Linked DNA regions of Homo sapiens: region 2 is linked to region 1. The links are chromatin loops, found by intact Hi-C in ENCODE. Cell type or tissue: MCF 10A. All regions are shown on one strand. Links, peaks and the distances in the headings refer to the core of each region. The heading gives the core; the rest is flanking DNA.

The links. Hi-C counts contacts between places; a loop is a spot of excess contacts. Peaks named below come from ENCODE experiments on the same cell type or tissue, not always from the same donor. Only the 100,000 strongest peaks of a DNase experiment are listed, where the experiment ranks them.
Region 2: a loop joins it to region 1, with 12 times the contacts of the local background. A loop is called at or near these places in 106 of 110 quality-filtered maps.

Annotation. Positions count from the first base shown.
Region 1 is chr1:153,792,234-153,802,301 of GRCh38, forward strand. LOC124904426 (a long non-coding RNA gene) reads left to right here. Exons shown (of 3, transcript XR_007066634.1): 3 at 2,915-2,961. LOC124904425 (a long non-coding RNA gene) reads left to right here and starts at 9,288. Exons shown (of 4, transcript XR_007066633.1): 1 at 9,288-9,361; 2 at 9,484-9,591; 3 at 9,720-10,068. It also overlaps the pseudogene LOC343052. RefSeq lists enhancers at 480-1,013, 1,014-1,545. In MCF 10A, for the core only: a CTCF peak has its summit at 5,161 (motif pointing right); a DNase peak (open chromatin) is centred at 5,178.
Region 2 is chr1:153,981,124-153,991,191 of GRCh38, forward strand. It overlaps RAB13 (RAB13, member RAS oncogene family), which reads right to left and starts at 5,216. Exons shown (of 8, transcript NM_002870.5): 1 at 4,990-5,216; 2 at 3,598-3,658; 3 at 2,398-2,458; 4 at 2,096-2,173; 5 at 1,596-1,685; 6 at 1,412-1,477; 7 at 1,268-1,321; 8 at 527-1,053. The coding sequence starts at 5,113. The coding sequence ends at 976. RPS27 (ribosomal protein S27) reads left to right here and starts at 9,639. Exons shown (of 4, transcript NM_001030.6): 1 at 9,639-9,679; 2 at 9,992-10,068. The coding sequence starts at 9,674. RefSeq lists enhancers at 4,275-4,504, 4,818-5,319, 9,364-10,068, 9,520-9,879, 9,577-10,068 and a silencer at 5,131-5,300. In MCF 10A, for the core only: a CTCF peak has its summit at 5,772 (motif pointing left); DNase peaks (open chromatin) are centred at 4,348, 5,258 and 5,788.

The DNA of each region.
Region 1 (10,068 bases), core at 4,033-6,532:
CCAGCCGGGCGTGGTGGCTCATGCCTGTAATCCCAGCACTTTGGGAGGCCAAGGTGGGCGGATCACCTGAAGTCAGGAGTTTAAGAACAGCCTGGCCAACATGGAGAAATCCCGCCTCTAATAAAAATACAAAACATTAGCCGGGCATGGTGGCGGGCACCTGTAATCCCAGCTACTCGGGGGACTGAGACAGGAGAATCACTTGCACCCAGAGGCGGAGGTTGCAGTGAGCTGAGATCACGCCACTGCACTCCATCCCGGGCAACAGTGTGAGACTCTGTCTCAAAAAAAAAAAAAAAAAAGAAAAGAAAAAGAAAAAAAGAAAGGTAAATTTGCCTATGCAAGGACACGCAGCTAGTGATTTGTTCCACATCTGACCCCAGGGCCTATGCGCCTTTCCCTACCCAGGCCACCGCCATGACTCAGGAGGCCCCTCTGGGGAAGCAGCGGGAACCCTCATAGGAGGCTCCGGGACAGAGAGATGCAGGGCTGGGACGAGGAGGCCCCGAGGGGAGGCTGCTCGCTCTCCTGTCCCATGGAGGTCTCTGCTAGGGGTAGCCCCGTCCTGGGACACAGACACCAAGGACTGCTGTCTGAGAGGAGGAGGCTGAGTTGGGAGGGACAATGGCCTGAGTTGATTCTGAAGCCTGTGAGCAAGGTGGGACAAGCCGGAGAGGCAGCTGAGCAAGCGGGGGCGAAGACTGAGGGTGAGAGTTTGTGCTGAAGAGGCAAGGGGCAGCCTCAAGTGGGCAGGGCAAGGCCAGATGCAGAGGCTGACAGGAGTGGGCAAGGGGACCGGGATTCAGGGGGAGACTGAGTCAGGGGCCAGACAGGCTGGAGCTCCTAGGGTTGGAAGCTGGGTGATGGGGCCTCATTCTCTGCCACACGAGACTCCCCCAGCCCAGCCTTCCCCCTTATTGTCTCTCACAGATACTCCCATACATCCCTGGTACCCCTGTCATCTTTCCTAAGCTATGCTCTTTTTCAGGAGGGTGGCGTTTAGGGGAGGGTATCCTCCAGAAATAGCAAGTCTCAAAGTCAGCTCTTGCCTGAGTCCCAGTCTCCTTTGGTGGAAGGGTAGTCCCTCTTTTTGCATGTTTTAAGTGGTCAGCCTGGCAAGGGGCGGGAGGCCTGGGTTTCTTTCTTCTCTTTAGGATGGGGCTGGTCCTCCACCTCCCACTGGCTGGCAGCCTCCCGGCCCCTGGTGGCCCCAATCCATTGTCCCAATAAGAATAGAGAAAACAGCTTTGGAAATTGACACTATGAATGGTGCTGGGGCTGCTGGGCTGGGACTGAACTAATGGGATGAGGTCCCCCACTTCAGGCCCAGGCTCAGCACCTGGGACGGTGACTCTACTAGGAGAGTGGGGGCTCTGCACCCCTCCCCAGGACCCCCAAATTAGACTTCAAGCCACCCCTGTCCAGGACATGGATCCCCAGGGATGGGCTTGGGGGACCAGATGCCCCAACTCCTCCTAGAACTTCACTCTCATTCAGTCAAAGTTTGAGAGGGAGTAAGGGGTGGGTAATGGGCTGGGAGAGATTTCTGGAAGCTGAGAAAGGGGCGGGTCTGACCCCCCAACTTTGCCCCGCTCTCATTGGCCCTCGCCCCCTTTCCCCGCCCCAATTGTCTCGGTGTCTGGGTCCTGGCCCTGGGAGGAGGGGACAGTGGGGATAGGAGTGGGGAGGGGGCTCAGGCTGAAAGCAGAGAGAGACCCAGCTCCAGGAACACGAAGGCAAGGACAGTAGCCTTCAGTCTCGACCCCAGAGCTTGGCACCCCAGAACCTGGGCTCCCCAAAGCAAGACCAGGGCCCCCACATTGTGCGCCAAAGTGCGGGGTGGAGAATGCCCACAGCCCAAGGGCCCCCAGGCTGAAGGCAGGAGACTGGGGCTGCTGGAGAAGTTGCCCAGGCTGAGGGGCCGTGCCTGGCAGGGACATGGGGCTGCTGCTGCTGCTGCTCCCAGGCTGGGGTAAGAGGCTGAGCCATGGGGGCCATAGGGAAAGCCAGGGCAGAGGGACGGGGAAGAAAAAGAGGCAGGCATAGGGGTGGGAGAGTTGCGGGGCAAGGTTGGGGAAGCAGAGGGATGGAGGTGGCCGGAGTGGAGATGGAGAAACCCTGAGGACAGCAGAGGAGAGGGGTGAGCAGGAGGGGCAGGCAGGGCTGCGGGAGAGCTGTGGGGGGTGCTCTAGGAGCCCAGGCTTTGGGGCACAGTGGCTAGAAGGGGACCTGGGGGCCACGTGAGGCAAGTGGCTGAGCAGACTGCGGGGCATGCAGAGGCAGGGCCCCAGAGGCTTACCCACAGATGTCCCTGAGCCAACCAAGGCTGGCTGAGCCCCCTGCCCATGTGCCCCTCGGAGGCTCTGTCTGCCCGCCTATCCACCCCATCTGCTGGGGGTCCTGGCTCAGCCTTACAGGCTGAGTTATTGTATTTATGGGGGTGTGTGGGAAGGGAGGCTGTGGGTTCACAGCTCTGCTCATGCATTTCTGGGCCTGTGCTGTTAGTGTCTGTGGCCCTGTGCTTATGTATTTGTGACTTTGAGTCTGTAGGGACATCTATGTGTGACCTGTGTTTGGGGCCTCCTTGAGTGTGCATCTGGGATGGAATCTGTCTGTGTCTAGAAGACCTGGTGGCCAGTGAGGTTGTGATTTTTAATCCAAGTGTGTGTGTGTCCGTGAATGAGTGTGTGTGAGTGTAAGTGTGTTCCTTCCCTATTCAGAGGCCAGGGTCCTGGTGGCGGGAGGGGGAAGGGGGAGAGCCAGGAGTCCTGGGAAGCTGACCCTGCAGGCAGACAGGCAGATGGGCCGGTGGGGGAGGGAGGGGGCGATCCCATTGTCCCCTGGGGAGCACAATGCTCACGCCTCAGCCCCTGACCTCACCATTGTGCCCACCCCGCCCCCTCCCCGTTGCCAGGGCCCAGCTGAAAGAGGCCATCAATCACAGCCGGCCCGCCAGGCCCACACCGCACCCGCCAGCCGGACAGTGGCCCGCCCTGCTCCTCAGATGGCCAGGCCCTGCCCTCTCTTCCCTGTTCCTCCTTTGCTGACCCAAAGTCTCCCTAAAGTCAAGTCCTGTCCCTTGCCCCTCGCCAAGGCTGGGAGGGAATCAAAGCCATGGGGGAGGTGGTGGACAAAGGGTGGGCCTCAGGGGGCCGCCGTGTTCAGGCTGTGCTGGCTGTCCCTACAGGCTGTGCTGCAGGCTCCGAGCTGGCCTTCGTGCAGGAGCTGGGGGACACAGTGGCTGTGTGGGAGCACCCACTGGTGCTGCCCTGCCAGGTGGAGGGTGAGCCGCCTGTGTCCATTTCCTGGCAGCGGGATAGGCTGGCCTTAGCCAATGAGAGTGGTGTCACCCTGATGCCAGATGGCTCCCTGCACCTGGCCGCCCTGCCTTCCCGCCGGAGCCTCCCTTCCCGTGCCCACGAGTACCACTGCGTGGCCCAGAACCGCTACGGGCGGCTGGTGAGCCGACAGGCCCGGGTACAGCTGGCAAGTAAGTGACAGGGCTGCTCCTGGGATTGGGGGATGAGAGTTGGTGGGGCACCCACAGAAGGCACCCATGGGGCCCAGACTCGCTGAGAGTGGGCCTGAGCAGGGCCAGCCCAGCCATTAGACACAGTGTACACACTGGTAGAGCCTCTGATTCTTTTAGGGGCCCACAAAAATGTTTTAACTTCTTCAAAACCAGAAGAAAAAAATGAATACAATAATAAATATGTAAAAATGAGTCCAGACTGGATTATACTTGTCTATATTCCAATGCCATTGTAAACTATGATTTAAAATTTTTGTAATGGAGGAAGGCAAAGTGCTTATAGCCCACAGAAGTCCTAGACATGAGGCTGCAGGGCTCTATACTGAAGAGGATGTGGCAGATGTGGGCACAGAGGTGGGGCCCAGCCCTGGGACTTGGTTGTGGGGGGATAGCCCAGGGCCAGCTCTGCAGGTGCCCAAGTGGCCCCCCCATCCTCTAGGTCTGTCCCGCTTCCACCAACATCCAGAATCCATTGAGGTGGAGCGGGGTGGAGTTGCTCGCTTCCAGTGCCTGATCCAGGGGGTGCCTGAGCCATCCATTTCCTGGGAGCACAATGGCACAGCCCTGAATACTGCCAACCACCGGTGAGCACCTGCCAGGAGTGCAATGGGACGGTGGGCTGTGGGCCAGGGCACAGGCCATGGAGCCCTGACCTCTGCATCCTCAGGGTCACACTGCTGCCTAGTGGCATCCTCCACATCACCAGTGTGAGCCAGACTGACATGGGAACCTACCGCTGCGTGGCATGGAATGTGGCCAGTACCCGCCACAGCCAGGATGCCCAGCTGACCCTGAGTGGTAAGCCAGGCCCAGTGTGGGCACTGGGCAGAGGGGAGGGTATGGTTGCTGTGGTTGTACATGGGACAGGCAGGCATTTTGAGCACCTATGACTGTGCCAGGTGTGGGAGGGCAGCAGGCTTGAGCCATCCCTGGCTTCCTGGAGCTCACAACCTGAGAGAGAAGGTGGTGCTGCGGGAACCCAGGGTTGGGCTGTGGGCAAGGATTGTCAGGGGCTTCTGGAGTAAGCTACCCCAAGCCGGGTGTTGAAGGGTGAGTGGAGAGAGGCAAGCCAAGGTCAGGAGGTAAGGGCGGGGGCATTTCCTTGGACAAATGCACAAGGGTGAGGACAACAAAGTTCACACAGGCAGTTCTGTGTTGCTGGACCACAGAATGGGCAGAATTCAGGGTAGCAAAGTTAATGTTGGCGAGTAGGCAAGGCACATACCATGAAAGGAGTTTGGACTTGATCCAGAGGGTAGTGGGAGCTCTGGAGGGTCTAGCGTTGGGGCTGAGTCAGCCTGTGTTTTGAACACGTGGCCCCCATACACATGGCGTGTAGATGTGCATGTGTTCGTGTATGTGTCTGTGCTTGCATGTACATGTGCATGTGTGCATGGACACTTGCACGTCTCCTTCTTGGGGTGAGGATGAAAATAGCTTTGTACCTGAGATGAAACACCCAGGATGACCCCACTTGCAGGCCAAATGGGGTGGGAGAGTTTTGTGCCCAAAGTGAAGGCCACAGCAGAGCCTATGAGGAGCTGGTGCCTAGCAGGAGAGGCAGGTTAGACCCTGCCTAAACCAGAGATGCCGCAGGTGTTTGTGAGGGAAAGTCATGCCTGAATCAGCCACTAGGGGGCTCCAGGGTATAAATAAGCAAGTGTACCACGGGACACCACTGCTGCACCTGGGCGAACTTTCAAAACATCTCTGACAAAATCTCACCGAAGGCTATATCTATTTTTTTGTTTTTAGACGGGGTCTCGCTCTGTCGCCAGGCTGGAGTGCGGTGGCGCCATCTCGGCTCACTGCAACCTCCGCCTCCCGGGTTCAAGCGATTCTCTTGCCTCAGCCTCCCGCGTAGCTGGGACTACAGGCGCCCGCCACCGCACCCGGCTAATTTTTGTATTTTTAGTAGAGATGGGGTTTCACCATGTTGGCTAGGATGGTCTCCATCTTTCGACCTCGTGATCTGCCCGCCTCAGCCTCCCAAAGTGCTGAGATTACAGGCGTGAGCCACTGCGCCCGGCCGGTATATAATTTTTAAACTTAAGACTGGCAGGGGAAGGGGGAACGGTTGTGTTTCTGATCTGTAACTGACTTAGAAACTCAAAGCGAGGGTGGGGGTCAGCGGCTCCTCTGCAGGAGCAGAGGAGCCCAATGAGGTCCCTCTGGCCTGTGGTGTTCCGTTCCTATCCACAGTCTGGGGCAGGAGGGCAGGGCAGGAGGCTATGTCTCTCAAGGCTATCGAGCAGACATAGGATTCTGCTGCCCGCGGAGCAGGGAGACGAATGGCCAGAGAGCGACAGGAGGTTAGCAGGAGGAGCAGGCGCCTGTTGGGGGCAGAGGACCAATCAGAAACCGAAGGCTCAAGGGTTGCCTAAAGGAGCTGGTGTCAAGAGTAGTCTTCCCCAGGGGCAGGAGCTGGGGACCAAGGCCCCAAGCCATTCACCCCTAATGCACTCAACTGCACACACCTGGACAGGCACTTACCCTGGGCGTGCACCAGGGTGAGACAGAATTTCCCAGACTTCAAGGAGCTCACAGCGGCTAAAGAGGGGATCCTCTTTGTCAGCTGTTCAGTGCTACCAAGATCCAGGAAGTCCCCCAGTTCTGCCAGTGCCTCTGTCATTGGGCAAGTTACTTAACCTCTCTGATCCTTGATCTTCTCATGTAAATGGGGGAAATAACAGTACTCCGCACACAGGCTGTGGTGAGGGCAAAATGGGACAATCTGTGGGGCTCGCAGCCAATGTCTGGCATGGGGAAGGGGTCGGCCCGGGTGGCCCAGCCTCCCCTCACTGAACTGTCTGGCCAGGCAGGACACAGCCTCTTTGAATGAGGCCAGGAGATTCCAGGGCAGCCCACAGCCTGTACTGCAGCTTGCAAGAGGCAAATGGAGAAGGGCTGGGCCCAAAGTAGGCCTTCAATCTATAGTTGCTGAATAAGTGAATGAACAAAACACAATCCTACACCTTGAGGGATAAAGATGTGTAAGACTTTAGACCAGCCCTTGAGAAACTTTCATTTTAGAAACATTTTATCTGAGACATTCTTAATAAAGGGCATTTATGAAAGGAAAGACACGTTAAGTTCTCACATGATACAAGGTGGTAAAGAAAATGAGGATGATGGCCTATGGGAAGGCAGAGCTCTGTTTCACACGATGTTGTTCACAACTGTGCTCCCAGTGTGAGGGTGCTGCCTGGCACATGGGAGCCCCCAGTGATGACCTGTTGAATAAACTAATGAAACGGGGGAGCATGGCATAAAATGAAGATGTGATTTAGACCCAAAACAAGAGTTACTTTGGGAAAACACATCCTTCCTAAGCAGCTAAGCAGGCTGAGGTCTTAGGAGGCTGGTCATGCTTTCTGAGGGAGCGCCTCCTACTAACTTTGTGGGTGCCTCTACCTGCCCCTCAGGGTGAGGCGCCCAGGGAAGGTGGGGCCACCCACAGGGTTTGTAGGAGGAGAATGCTCTCTCCTCTCTCTCCGCACCCCCAGTCTACCAGACCTTCAGCCTGATAGCTACTTCCATGGGACTTTGGGCAGGTCATTTTTAAAATCTGTAAATTGGGGATGGAATAGCAGCTGCAAAGCACACCTCTGAGGTCTGGTGACATTTGTGGGCTGGAAGAGTGTGCTTGGAGTAGAAGTTGAGTATTGGAAGGAGGTTCTCCTTTCCTGATCCAATTTGCTTGTTTCCACCACACAGTGGGACCCCTGAGGCTGCTGCAGGAGCCAGAGATCCTGTCTGGGCCTCAGAACCTGACCCTCACAGTGCACCAGACGGCAGTGCTGGAGTGCATTGCCACCAGTCACCCTTGGCCGCTTGTCTCCTGGAGCCGCCTGGGTGCGCAGCCGCCCCCCACCCCCTTGCTGTCTCTCAGAGCCCTGTTCCCTCGTCCTATCCCAGCCTGACCCCCCAACGCCTTCTTGCAGATGGCCGCTCCATCGGCGTAGAGGGCATCCAAGTTCTGGACATTCTGGACACAGGGAATCTCATGATCTCCGACGTCTCAGTCCAGCACTCAGGTGTCTATGTCTGCGCCGCCAATCGGCCAGGCACCCATGTCCGGCGCACAGCGCAGGGCGTCCTGCTCGTGCAGGGTGAGCCCCAAGGGCCCAACTGGGTGGGGAGAGTGCTGGAGCACCCCAGCTCCCTGACAGGAGCCTGGATCTGGAGAGGGTCCAGGGCAGGAGGCAAGAGGCTGGGTCTCACGGCACCTTCCTCCATGCTATTGCCTGCCCAGCTCCCCGAGTTTGTCCAGTGGCCACAGTCCTTGTCCAAGCCTCCGGGCAGCAGTGCCATCTTCACCTGCGTGGCCCAGGGCGTCCCTGAGTCCCGTCTGGTCTGGCTGAAGAATGGGAAGGTGTTGAGTCCTGGGAATAACATCAGGCTGACTCACAACAATAGGTACTCGTGTCTCACCACTCCCCACTGCCCACTGGCAATGGTAGGTCCCCCTACCCACCCTGGGCGTCCACCCCCACCTACATGCAACACTCACTACCTAAATCTCAAAAATCCACACCCATCCACAAACCCCCAGCAAGTTACCTTCTACTTCCAGCAATTCCCCCCTCCCCCAGGAGGCTCTGCCCTGACTGCTCCATTACAGGTAATGTCCCCACACAGCCTCCTCCTCTAGGGCCACTCCACTAAGTCTTGGTGGGAAAGGGCTCCCAGTAGCTGAGTTTGTCTTTCTCTAGTACGCTGATGCTGGCAGGGGTTTCAGTTGAGGATGAGGCCATCTATCAATGCGTGGCAGAGAACAGCACGGGCTCCAACCAGGCCAGTGCCCGCCTGGTTGTGACAGGGGGCCCAGAGCCACCCCGTCCCCAGGGGCCTGCATGCCATGGCTCTCTCTACTTCTGCCATTCGAGTGTCCTGGGAGCCACCCCCCCCTCCAGCAGGGACATCATTGGCTACGTGCTGCACCTCCGGCCTGTGGGAGGTGGGTGTGGGTGGGTGGAGAGGGCTTTGACCTCAGAGCAGGGCCAGGGGCCAGGAGTCCCTGGCACCAGCCCATCTCTGCTCCTGACTGCTGATGTCCTGGGTGAGTCCCTCTCACTCTCTGAGCCCCAGTCTCCTCCATGACCCCAGACCCTTCTGGATTCTTCCCAGGCCTCTGGGCCTGTGGTTCTCTGGGCTGGCTGCCTCTGTACATGGTCTTTTGGTGCTTCCTTACTGCTTTTCAGCTTGACTCTAGGCCCTTTCCTCATCCTCATCCTCATCCTTTCTCAGCTTAGCTCCAACTTCTGTAGCTCCCTTCCCTGCTCTCCTTGGAGGCTTGGCTGGCCCAGCCAGGCACCAAGAGGGGCTTCGTCCCCAGTTTGTGAAGGTGTGGGGACGTGGCTAGTGAGAAGATGCTGCTTTGCTCCTCAGAGCCATCTGGCCCGGAGCTCCAAGAGGCCATAAGCAAAGGCACTTCTGAGCACGTCTTCTCCAACCTGGAGCCTGCCACAGCCTACACCATCCATTTGCGGGCCTACTCAGCAGAGGGTGCCAGTCAGGACTCTGCTCCCATCTTTGCCTCCACCATGGGCAGCAGTGAGTGACAGCCTCTCCAGCCCTGGGAAGTCCCTGGCCTCAGGTGGGCAGGGACTGCCAACTAGTTTGCTTGTTTTCCTCTGCAGCCCCTGCTGCCCTGGGCTTCTCCACCAAAGTGCTGAATGCCACCTCTGTGCAGGCCTCCTGGGAGCTGCCACCCCAGCTGGGGCCCATCCAAGGCTTCAAACTTTCACCGCAAGCTGCCTGCTGCCCATTTTCAGGGGCCTCTGCTCCTGGCCAGCAGTGTCAGCTCCTTCCTCTACACAGACCTGGGTGAGGCTCTGAACCTTCCTGTGCCACTCAAGGCCTGCCTTTCTCAGTGTGATCTTGCCCCAGGTACTGAGCTTCCTGGCCCAGAAATGCCCGTCCCCTTCACATTCCCCTGCTCCCGGCAGAACCGGCTGCTCTCTATGACATCAAGCTGCAGGCGTTCAATGGCAATGGGGATGGAAATAGCAGTGCCCGCTGTGTCTCATTGTGTGATGTGCCCCTGGCCACTCCTGGTAAGTGGGGTCTGGTAGGAGGGTAGTAGGGCTGGGGTCAGAGCAGGCCCCTCTGATAGGACCCATGGCTGCCAGTCTTCAGGAAGAGGGCTGGGCTTCACCTCCAACCCTGGTCCTCTCTCTGACAGATGGCACAGTGTCCACAGAGTCCAAGACTGGGTGCTCTTGCAGCCAGGGTGAGAGCAGCCCACTGCCTGGGGTTGTGGTGGGCATCCACGTGGGCCTGGCTGCCCTCATCATTTGCCTCCTCTGCCTCTTCCTGGGCTGGAGACATAGCTAAGGGCCAGGTAAGGGCTAATGTGGGAAATCTGCCAGGGAGACAGTCTGCATCACTGTGGCACAGGGCCAAAGAGAGCAAAAAAGCCCCAATCTACAACCAATCAATTTTACCAATGAGGAGACTCAGGCAGAGAGAGGAAGCCAATTCTTTTCAGAGCTGTGTGGTACCAGGGGCAGGAGAAGGCCTGCCATGAGCCG
Region 2 (10,068 bases), core at 4,343-6,842, 190 kb after region 1:
ACTCTGTCCCTAAAAATAAATGAATAAATAAATAAAATAACTGACCATTGTGCCTGGCACTTAGTAGATGCTCAATATACATATATGAATAAATGAACTTCTCATTTTCCTCACTAATAAAAGCAGATATTAATGCCTATCAAATAACTAAATGGATTGCTGGCAGAATCAAAGAAGCTTGCACAAATCACTGGATAAATCACTAGGTGCAGTTATTTCCCTGAGGCTAGGACTGTTAGAGTTCTTCTCGCTGGGAATTTCCTGTGCTCAGGACAAGGCTCTGCCCACAAGGGCATCCGGACCCCATGGCGGAAAGAGGATATCCAGACCTTCAGATCACTCTACCTCCTGCTCTTTGCTATTTTCCTTACCAACAGAACAGCTAGGGAAGAGACAGCAGTAGGATTAGTCCTGGTTCCACAGAAACCGAGCCTGATTTGGGTAAATCAATCACTTTGAAGACACAATAATTGGATTTGAGTGGAGAACAATTCTGACAATAATCCAAGTTACCCAAAACAGGAACATTTGTGCAAATGGTGGCCTTTAATACCAAGAAAGACCATGACAAGTGACAGAACAGGAGCAAATTCCCTAGTGTAGTGCCGAGCTAGCCTTTTGCAGGACCCTAAAACCTGATCTAGTAACAGAATAAATCAGTGTATTTACATTTATGTTTGCCCTGAAAACCCAGGTAAGGTCTGAAGCCTGAGGCATCTCTCCTTCCTTTCCTCCTCCCTCTCTTCCTACCTCCTTGCCTTCTTTCACTTCCTCAATTCATTCCTCTCCCTTCTCCCTTCCTCTCTCTTCCTTTTTTTCCTTTCTGCTTTTCCCTTTTCTCCTTTTTCTCCTCATTCTCTTTACCATCTACCTATGTGACCCTCCAAGCCCCTCTGCTATTTCTCCCCTGCTCACTCCCTCTGCCGTTGTCTCCCTCAGGTTCAGCTTCCGGGGTGGGGAGGCAAGAAAGGGTCCTCAGCCCAGGGAGCACTTGTTGGTGTTCTTCTTGTCACAAGTTTTCAGGTCAGTACTGGGAGGCTTGTTGCCGTTTCCCTAGAGGGAGAAGGGCACAGGTGTCATGGTGTGAATGGATGGTTAGGGTAGGAGGGTATAAACTGTTTAAAGTAAATCCACCCTCATGAGAAATCTTAGCATTGCTCCCCGTTTTTATCAACACCAACACACACACACACACACACACACACACACACATACATACACACACACACACCCCAGAGTTGTACCTAGTCCAGCAAAACCAACTTACTGATCTCCGGCCTCCTGACTTGAGCAAGATGTCCCGGGCCAGGGAACTAAAAGCCTAAAGTGGGGAACAGAGTCAGTTTGGAGGGAGGAGAATCTACCTTCTAATACTTCCTCTCTTGGTCGGGGATGGGGGTGTGGATCTCACCTCATCCACATTCATACTGGATTTAGCACTAGTTTCGAAAAATCGGATTCCATGCTCTCGAGCCAACTATAAGGGGTGAAGTGGGAAGAGAATTGAATTAAGGACAGCAGCCAAGTCCTCTGCAATGCAACCTATCTTGGCCCTCCCAGCCCAGTTCTAGAACATTGCTCAGCCTGGCCCTCACCTTATCGGCCTGCTCCTTCTGCACCTTCCTCTTGGCCTCCATGTCACATTTGTTCCCCAGCAAGAGGCGCTCCACCCCAGCCGAGGCATTCTGGGGGCAAAAGACAAGTAAAAGTTAGGTCCTGCCGGCTGGGAGCGGTGGCTCACGCCTGTAATCCCAGCACTTTGGGAGGCCAAGGCGGGTGGATCACCTGATGCAGGAGTTCAAGATCAGCCTGACCAACATGGAGAAAACCCGTCTCTACTAAAAATGCAAAATTAGCCGAGCATGGTGGTGCATGCCTGTAATCCCAGCTACTTGGGAGGCTGAGGCAGGAAAATCGTTTGAACCTGGGAGGCAGAGGTTGCAGTGAGCCGAGATCCTGCCATTGCACTCCAGCCCGGGCAACAAGAGCAAAACTTCATCTCAAAAAAAAAAAAGTTAGGTCTTGCCTATCCTGATGGACCCCTTCATTCTCCAGGTTCTAACCAGTTTCCCCATCTCTTTTGGAGGGTCCTCACCTCCTTGATGCTTTTCATCCAGTTCTGAATATTCTCGAAAGATTTCTCATCCGTGATGTCGTATACTAGGATAATGCCCTGGGAGATGACAAAATTCACCTTGGACCATGTTCCCATTGAGGCTTCCCACTGCCCTGTAAGTGACCCCGCATCCATGGGTCTAAACACTAGGCCATGTTGGGCCCTCTGCAACCCACACTGCACCCCTCCCATTTTTACCTGCCCCAACCCCTGACCCTTTGTATTCATAATATATTCTGTAGCCTCATCCTTCATCCTTTGTTCAGACCCACACTTCATACCATGGCTCCACGGTAGTAGGCAGTAGTTATTGTCTTGAACCGCTCTTGGCCAGCCGTGTCCCTAAAGAAGGAGAAGTTTTCATGGGATGGAATAGAGGGAAGAATTCTCCAACGGAATAATTCTTCCTCTCTCACAAGAATTTAGCTTTTGTAACATGGTGGGGCAACAGAATAAGGAAACAGTAAAGGGGAACGGGATTAAAGACAGTTGAGCTGATTTCCAGAGATGGTAGTGGCCCAAGAAACAAGATGTCTTTGCTTATTCATTGAATGTTTGCTATGTGTCAAGCACTGTGTATGTATCATTTTATCTAATCCTTACTCTTTCCTTGTAAGACATGTATTATTGTCTCTATTTTAAAAATGAGGAAACACGCCAGGTGCCGTGGCTTGCGTCTATAATCCCAACACTTTGGGAGGCTGAGGCGGGTGGATCACCTGAGGTCAGGAGTTCAAGACCAGCCTGGCCAACATGGTGAAACCTCGTCTCTACTAAAAATACAAAAATTAGCCCGGCCTAGTGGCGGGCGCCTGTAATCCCAGCTACTTGGGAGGCTGAGGTCGGAGAATCACTTGAACCCAGGAGGCGGAGGTTAAAGTGAGCCTAGATTGTGCCATTGCACTCCAGCCTGGGTGACAAGAGCAAAACTCTGTCTCAAAAAAAAAAAAAAAAAAAAAAGAGGAAACAGATTTGGATAGGCTGAATAATTAATGAAGGTCAGGCAGGAGATAACTAAAAGAACCAGATTTGCGCACCAGTCTGCTCTTATATGTCATAGCATAATGCCTCCACTAAGCTTCATACCACTTAAACACCTTCAGGGTCTATATTTGGCTCTCTGGGCTCACCATATTTTGGAGAAAACACTAGACTTAGAGTCAAGTCTTAATTCTGCCTTTGCCATTTAACTGCTCACAGCCTGTTTCCATGTTATGACTGAACAGTTGTTTGTTGTCAAATTAAGAGGATGCTCTGCAGCCAGAGGAGGCAAGAGTTACAAAAGAGTTGGAACTAGTTGGGAGAGCAGGAAGAGAGATGGAAGGACAGCTGAGTGCATCCGGAGAAATGCCAGAAGTGCTCCTTCTAGCACTTCTAGAAGGAGCAATGGGGAAAGGAAGAGAAATGAAACAAAATAGAAGGAAAAACGTGTAGGAGGTAAATGGGGAAGTCTGGCGAGGCATCCCAGAGGACTGACTTACCAGACTTGTAGTTTGATCTTCTTCCCCTCTATATCCACAGTGCGGATCTTGAAATCAATTCCTAGGGGTGGAAGGTATGCACTGAAGTTGAGACATGCATGCACACATGTAAAACTGTGTGATGGAAGGGACAGGAACGGAGCAGTGCTGGCACCAGAAATTCTGCAGGGGAGGCACTTGGGGAACAATCTTGTTGGAAATGCCAAGCTAGGAGAATTTTCCCAAAGCTGTATTTGTATAGCAAGAATACTATTTTTACGTACATTTTATGGATTTTGGGAGGGAAAAGGTGACGAAAATTCTGCATGGAGGCTTAAAATCCTTAGGCTGCCTCTTGGGTCCATTCAGTTATACCAGCTGACAACTCTCTGAATTCAGTCTCTGTCTCCCCCCAGATATTACTTTCACATTCCTCTTCTCTGTTTTCTTAGAGCCCTCTACTCTTGGTATCCCACCTACCCTCCTAGTAGAGAGTAAGGAAAAAAGTAGCTGAAGCCAGTCTATGTGAATTAACTAGTGGGCCAAACTTGGCACTAGGAAAGTCTGAGGCTAAACAGGATTACTTTTGAGACAATTAGGAAAGAGGGGCATTTTTCCTTTTCCTTTGTAACCAGAATTGTCGTGAGACTCTTCCTGTCTATTTCCCAAGCCAGAGGAGATGAAGAAAGAAGAGAAGGGAGGAGGGGAGACAATGTTCTTCTTAGTAGAAACTTGGGCACCTCCCCCAAGCCTGCTGGGGGCCCCTGGGAGGAGGATGAGTCACCAGGCTGACTCAGAGACCCCAAAAGTCCCCTCATTTCCACGTTCCTCACCAAGCTGGCTGCATATTCATGATCACAGTCCTTGGGCCACCCTCCAGCACACCCAGCCACCTTGTTCCACCCTTCCCAAACCCTTGTTCAGCTGAGGTGCAGGGAGACTGGGGCAGGGAACCTGGGAAGTAGATGGTGAGGTGGGGACACAGTGGGAGAGTTTGAAGCTCAGCAAGACAGAAAGAGGCTAGCATCGGATCGGGAGAAAAAGATGTGGCGGACAGGGATACAGGAAACATGGAGATAGGATCGAGAGAGTTCTAGGTGGTGGGGGTAGGGGAAGAGGGGAACAGAGAAAAATAGAGAAGAGTTCTTGTGGATTTGGGGAGACTAAGGCGATGGTACCAAGAAAATGAGGAGCTGGCAGCAGTTGAAGAGTTACCTGAAGGCCTCAGAGAGGTGAGAGGTTTGGTTACTATACAGAGACATGCACGGGGGAAGGGTCAGAGCCAGGGGTTGAGGGACTAGAATTTAGGAGCCTTACTCTAAGGGGACTGAAAAGTGGGGTCACTAGTAATCCGGGAGCCGGAGAAGGAGGTCACAGGAGAGTCGGGGTCTGGGACATGGCCAGCGGGCTCACCGATGGTGGAGATGTAAGTGTTGTTGAAGTTGTCCTCTGCAAAGCGAATGATCAGACAAGTCTTGCCCACCCCCGAGTCCCCGATCAGCAGCAACTTGAAGAGGTGGTCGTAGGCTTTGGCCATGGCGGACACCGGGGGAGCCGGGGGAGGGGTGGGGAGCGCCCGGCACTGGTAGGCGGGACTGGACGGTTGGCAAACAGAGCGGCACGGAGCCCAGGCCAGGAAGAAGTTTTCCTCCCTCTCCGCCCAGGCTCCGGGAAAGAGGAGAGGCGGCACCCCTCCGGGCTCCACCCCCTGCCCGCCCACCCTTTTGAGCAGGCCAAGGCTGCCAGCCCGGCCTCTGTTCTCTCGGTTTTCCCTTCCTAGCTTAGGCCGGCCTGTCTCTCTCGCTATTTTCCACAGCCTTTCGGTAATTGTAGCTCCCCTCTTAGGACCTTACTCTTCCATTCTGAGGCCAGAGAGGCTGGGGTGAAGGGAAGTAGAGGTTTAACCACGACGACCAGAAATTTTAGAAGAGAAATTTTAGAGGGATTAGGGGAAGAGAACCAAGAGTTTTGGGAATAAGGGTGAAGGTAGGGAGAGCACTAGAAATTGAAAAAAAAAAATGGGGCTGAGTTTTGGAGATGCTATTCAACGAAGCTAGAAGATGAGTTATCATCGGTTTCTGGGGCTGAGTAAAAGGCAGTCCTAGAATTTTACTGTTAGTTGTCCAAGCCCTTAGTTCTATGGGTCCCAATTCACTTTGAAAAAAGCGGGATGCGCAGAAGTAGGTTATTTGTTGAGTCAGTCTGCCCCCTGGTGGAACAGGGTGAAAACGTAAATTAGTTATACAGAATCGGCCCCACCACCCCAACACACACAGCCTACCTAGACACATCCTGGGGCTTCAGTTGGAACGATCTCTCTTATGGGGACCCATGTGTGATTTCTCTGACCAAATAGCTTAGGAAAACAGAGATTTGAACTAAAAATGTCATTCTTTACGTGAATCTTTTAATATGGCCCACTTAAGGTGCAGTACTCCTGAAATCTCACTCAATAGGCCATGAATGTGTAGCCTTGGTAACCAGGAAGCTGAAATATGAACAGCACGGGTATAAAGAAACAAGTTTGCCGGGCGCGGTGGCTCACGCCTGTAATCCCAGCACTTTGGGAGGCCGAGGCGGGCGGATCACGAGGTCAGGAGATCGAGACCATCCTGGCTAACATGGTGAAACCCCATCTCTACTAAAAATACACACACACACACAAAATTAGCCGGGCGTGGTGGCAGGCGACTGTAGTCCTAGCCACTTGGGAGGCTGAGGCAGGAGAATGGCGTGAACCCGGGAGGCAGAGCTTGCAGTGAGCCGAGATTGCGCCACTGCACTCCAGCTTGGGCGACAGAGCCAGACTCCGTCTCAAAAAAAAAAAAAAAAGAAAGAAAGAAAGAGAGTAAAAGAGAAACAAGTTTATCTCTGCCTTTAGAAAAAAATTATTCTTGCTATATGTGTGCTGGGGGTGGAAAAAAATACGAAACACGAAAGAAAGAAAATATTATCTAAGACCTGTTGCGGTGGCTCACACTTGTAATCCCAGCACTTTGGGAGGCCAACGTGAGAGGATCCCTTAAGCCCAGGAGTTCAAGACCAGCTTGGGCAACATAGTGAGACTGCTTCGACAAAAAAAAAAAAAAAAAAAAAAAAAAATTAGCCATACATGGTGGTGTGGCCTGTAGTCCCAGCCGCAGCTACTTGGGGGACAGAAGTGGGCAGAACACTTGAGCCCAAGAGTCCAAGGCTGTAGTGAGCCACGATTATGATGCCACTGCTCTCCAGCCTCGGTGATAGAGTAAGATCCTGTTTCAAAAAAATTTTTTATTTATTTTTTAATTAATTAATTAATTTTTTTGAGACAGAGTCTTGCTCTGTCGCCAGGCTGGAGTGCAGTGGCGCAATCTCGGCTCACTGCAACCTCCGCCTCCCGAATTCAAGCGATTCTTGTGCCTCAGCCTCTGGAGTACCTGTAATCCTCTGGGATTACAGGTGCCCGACACCACGCCCAGCTAATTTTTGTATTTTTAGTAGAGATGGGGTTTCACCATGTTGGCCAGATGGTCTCGATCTCTTGACCTTCTGATCCGCCCGCCTCGGCCTCCCAAAGTGCTGGGATTACAGTCGTGAGCCACCACGCCTGGCCCTATTTTTTTTTTTTTTTTGAGACGGAGTCTTGCTCTGTCGACCTAGGCTGGGGTGCAGTGGCGCGATCTCGGTTCACTGCAAGCTCCGCCTCCTGGGTTCACGCCATTCTCCCGCCTCAGCCTCCTGAGTAGCTGGGACTACAGGCGCCCGCCACCACCCGGCTAATTTTTTGTATTTTAGGGAGAGACGGGGTTTCACCGTGTTAGCCAGGATGGTTTTGATCTCCTGACCTCGTGATCTGCCCGCCTTGGCCTCCCAAAGTGCTGGGTTTACAGGCGTAAGCCACCGCGCCCGGCCTATTTTTATTTTTATTTTTTTAATTTTTATTGTTTATTTTGAGGTGGAGTTTCGCTCTTGTTGCGTAGGCTGGGGTGCAATGGTGTGATCTGGGCTAACCGCAGCTTCCGCCTCCCTGGTTCAAGCGATTCTCCTGCCTCAGCCTCGCGAGTAGCTGAAATTACAGACACCCGCACTACCCCCTGCTAATTTTGTATTTTTAGTAGAGACGAGCTTTCTCCATGTTGGTCAGGCTGCTCTCGAACTCCCGACCTCAGGTGATCCACCCACCTCTGCCTCCCAAAGGCCTGGGATTACAGGCGTGAGCCACTGCGCCCAACCTTTGTTTTTACTTTTATTTTATTTTTTGAGACAAAGTTTTGCTCGTCACCCAGGCAGAAGTGCAATGGCTCAATCTCTGGTCACTGCAACCTCCGCCTCTTGGGTTCAAGCGATTCTCCAGCCTCAGCTTCCCGAGTAGCTGGGATTACAGGCGCCTGCCACGACGCCCAGCTAAATTTTTTTTTTTTTTTTTTTTTTTTAGTCGAGACGGGGTTTCACCATGTTGGCCACGCTGGTCTCGAACTCCCGACGTCACGTGATCCGCCCGCCTCAGCCTCCCAAAGTGCTGGGATTACAGGCCTGAGCCACCGCGACCGGCAAAGAAAAAATTATTATTATTATTATTATTATTATTTGAGACGGAGTCTCGCTCTGTCGCCCAGGCTGCAGTGCAGCGGCGCGATCTCCGCTCACTGCAAGCTCCGCCTCCCGGGTTCACGCCATTCTCCTGTCTCAGCCTCCCGAGTAGCTGGGACTACAGGCGCCCGCCACCGCGCCCGGCTAATTTTTTGTATTTTTAGTAGAGGCGGGGTTTCACCGTGCTAGCCAGGATGGTCTCGATCTCCTAACCTCGTGATCCACCCGCCTCGGCCTCCCAAAGTGCTGGGATTACAGGCGTGAGCCACGGCGCCCGGGCAAGAAAAAATTATTCAAGGGAGTCTCTCTCGAGCCTATTCTGGCTGCCTATAAAAAATTAAAGGCCGGACGCGGTGTCTCACGCCTGTATTCTCAGCACTTTGGGAGACCGAGGCAGGTGGATCACGTGAGGTCGGGAGTTCAATACCAGCTTGGCCAACATGGTGAAACCCCGTCTCTACTAAAAATACAAAATTAGCCGGGCATGGTGCCGCATGCCTGTAATCCCAGCTACTCGGGAGGCTGAGGCAGGAGAATCGCTTGAACGCGGGAGGCGGAGGTTGTGGTGAGCCGAGATGGCGCCATCACACTACAGCCTGGGCAACAAGAGCAAAACTGTGTCTAAAAAAAAAATAAAAATAAAAATAAAAAAAAAGAAGGCATCTTTCACTTATCCCCATCACCTTCCGTGTCCATGCTTGTCCCTTCTCAAGCTAAACTATTCAATCTCTTTTTGTCCATTCTCTCACCTCTCATTATCTCCTTGAGTCTTCCCTATTTCTTTTCACTGACCAAACCATGTCTCCCCTGTTTATTTATTTATTTAAGACAGAGTCTTGTTCTGTCACCCAGGCTGGAGTGGATCTCGGCTCACTGTACTTCCGCCTCCCAGGTTCATGCGATTCTCCTGCCTCAGCCTCCAGAGTAGCTGGGATTACAGGCACACGCCACCACGCCTGGCTAATTTTCGTATTTTTAGTAGAGACGGGGTTTCACTATGTTGGCCAGGCTGGTCTTGAACTGCTGACCTCAGGTGATCCACCCGCCTTGGCCTCCCTAAGTGCTGGGATTACAGGCATGAGCCACTGCGCCCGGCCTAAACTGTTAAATTAAACCAATAGAAAAAGAGTTAAGAATATAGGTATTTAAAAAATAGGACGGAAGTCCTGGATATGGCTCCTTCTCCCTGGTGTTTTCCTCAACCTTTCCTATTTATTAGGCTCCAACTGTCAAGGTATGGCACAAAATTTTAAAAGTGTCCATTTATCCCTGGATAGTGATCAAACGCTGACCTCAAATTAGCAAGGTAACCCTCTCAACATGGTGACGCATATGTGTCACAACTAACAGTTAAAGACCTTCCGAAAATGGCAGCTCCCTTGTCTCCCCACTGCGGCGGATCAAAGTAAGACGTTCCAAACATGGTGGCACAAGATCCTTGCGTCATTTCCTGTAGTGTGCTCTATATAAGGGGCAGGATTTCCGCTTTCGCTCCTTTCCGGCGGTGACGACCTACGCACACGAGAACATGCCTGTGAGTGCTTTGGTCCAGGTTTCGGCGGAGATCTCGCTGTTCTGTCCGAACTCTCCCCTCACGCTGATTTCGGATCGTAGAGGGTCCTCATTTACCCTCTGCACTTCTTAGGACATTAACTCCAGGGACCGCAGCGGCCCACGGGCCACCCGCATAGACGGGAGCGGAGAGGAGATAAGATGGCGGCCCAGCTGCGCAGACACCAGGGGCGGCGAGGGGCGAGCTCTCCCCGGTGTGTGACAGTGGGGGCTATTTTCGACCATCCCATTTTCGCTGTTGGTTTCTAAATCTCTGCATTTCTGTCCCTCTTAGCTCGCAAAGGATCTCCTTCATCCCTCTCCAGAAGAGGAGAAGAGGAAACACAAGAAGAAACGCCTGGTGCAGAGCCC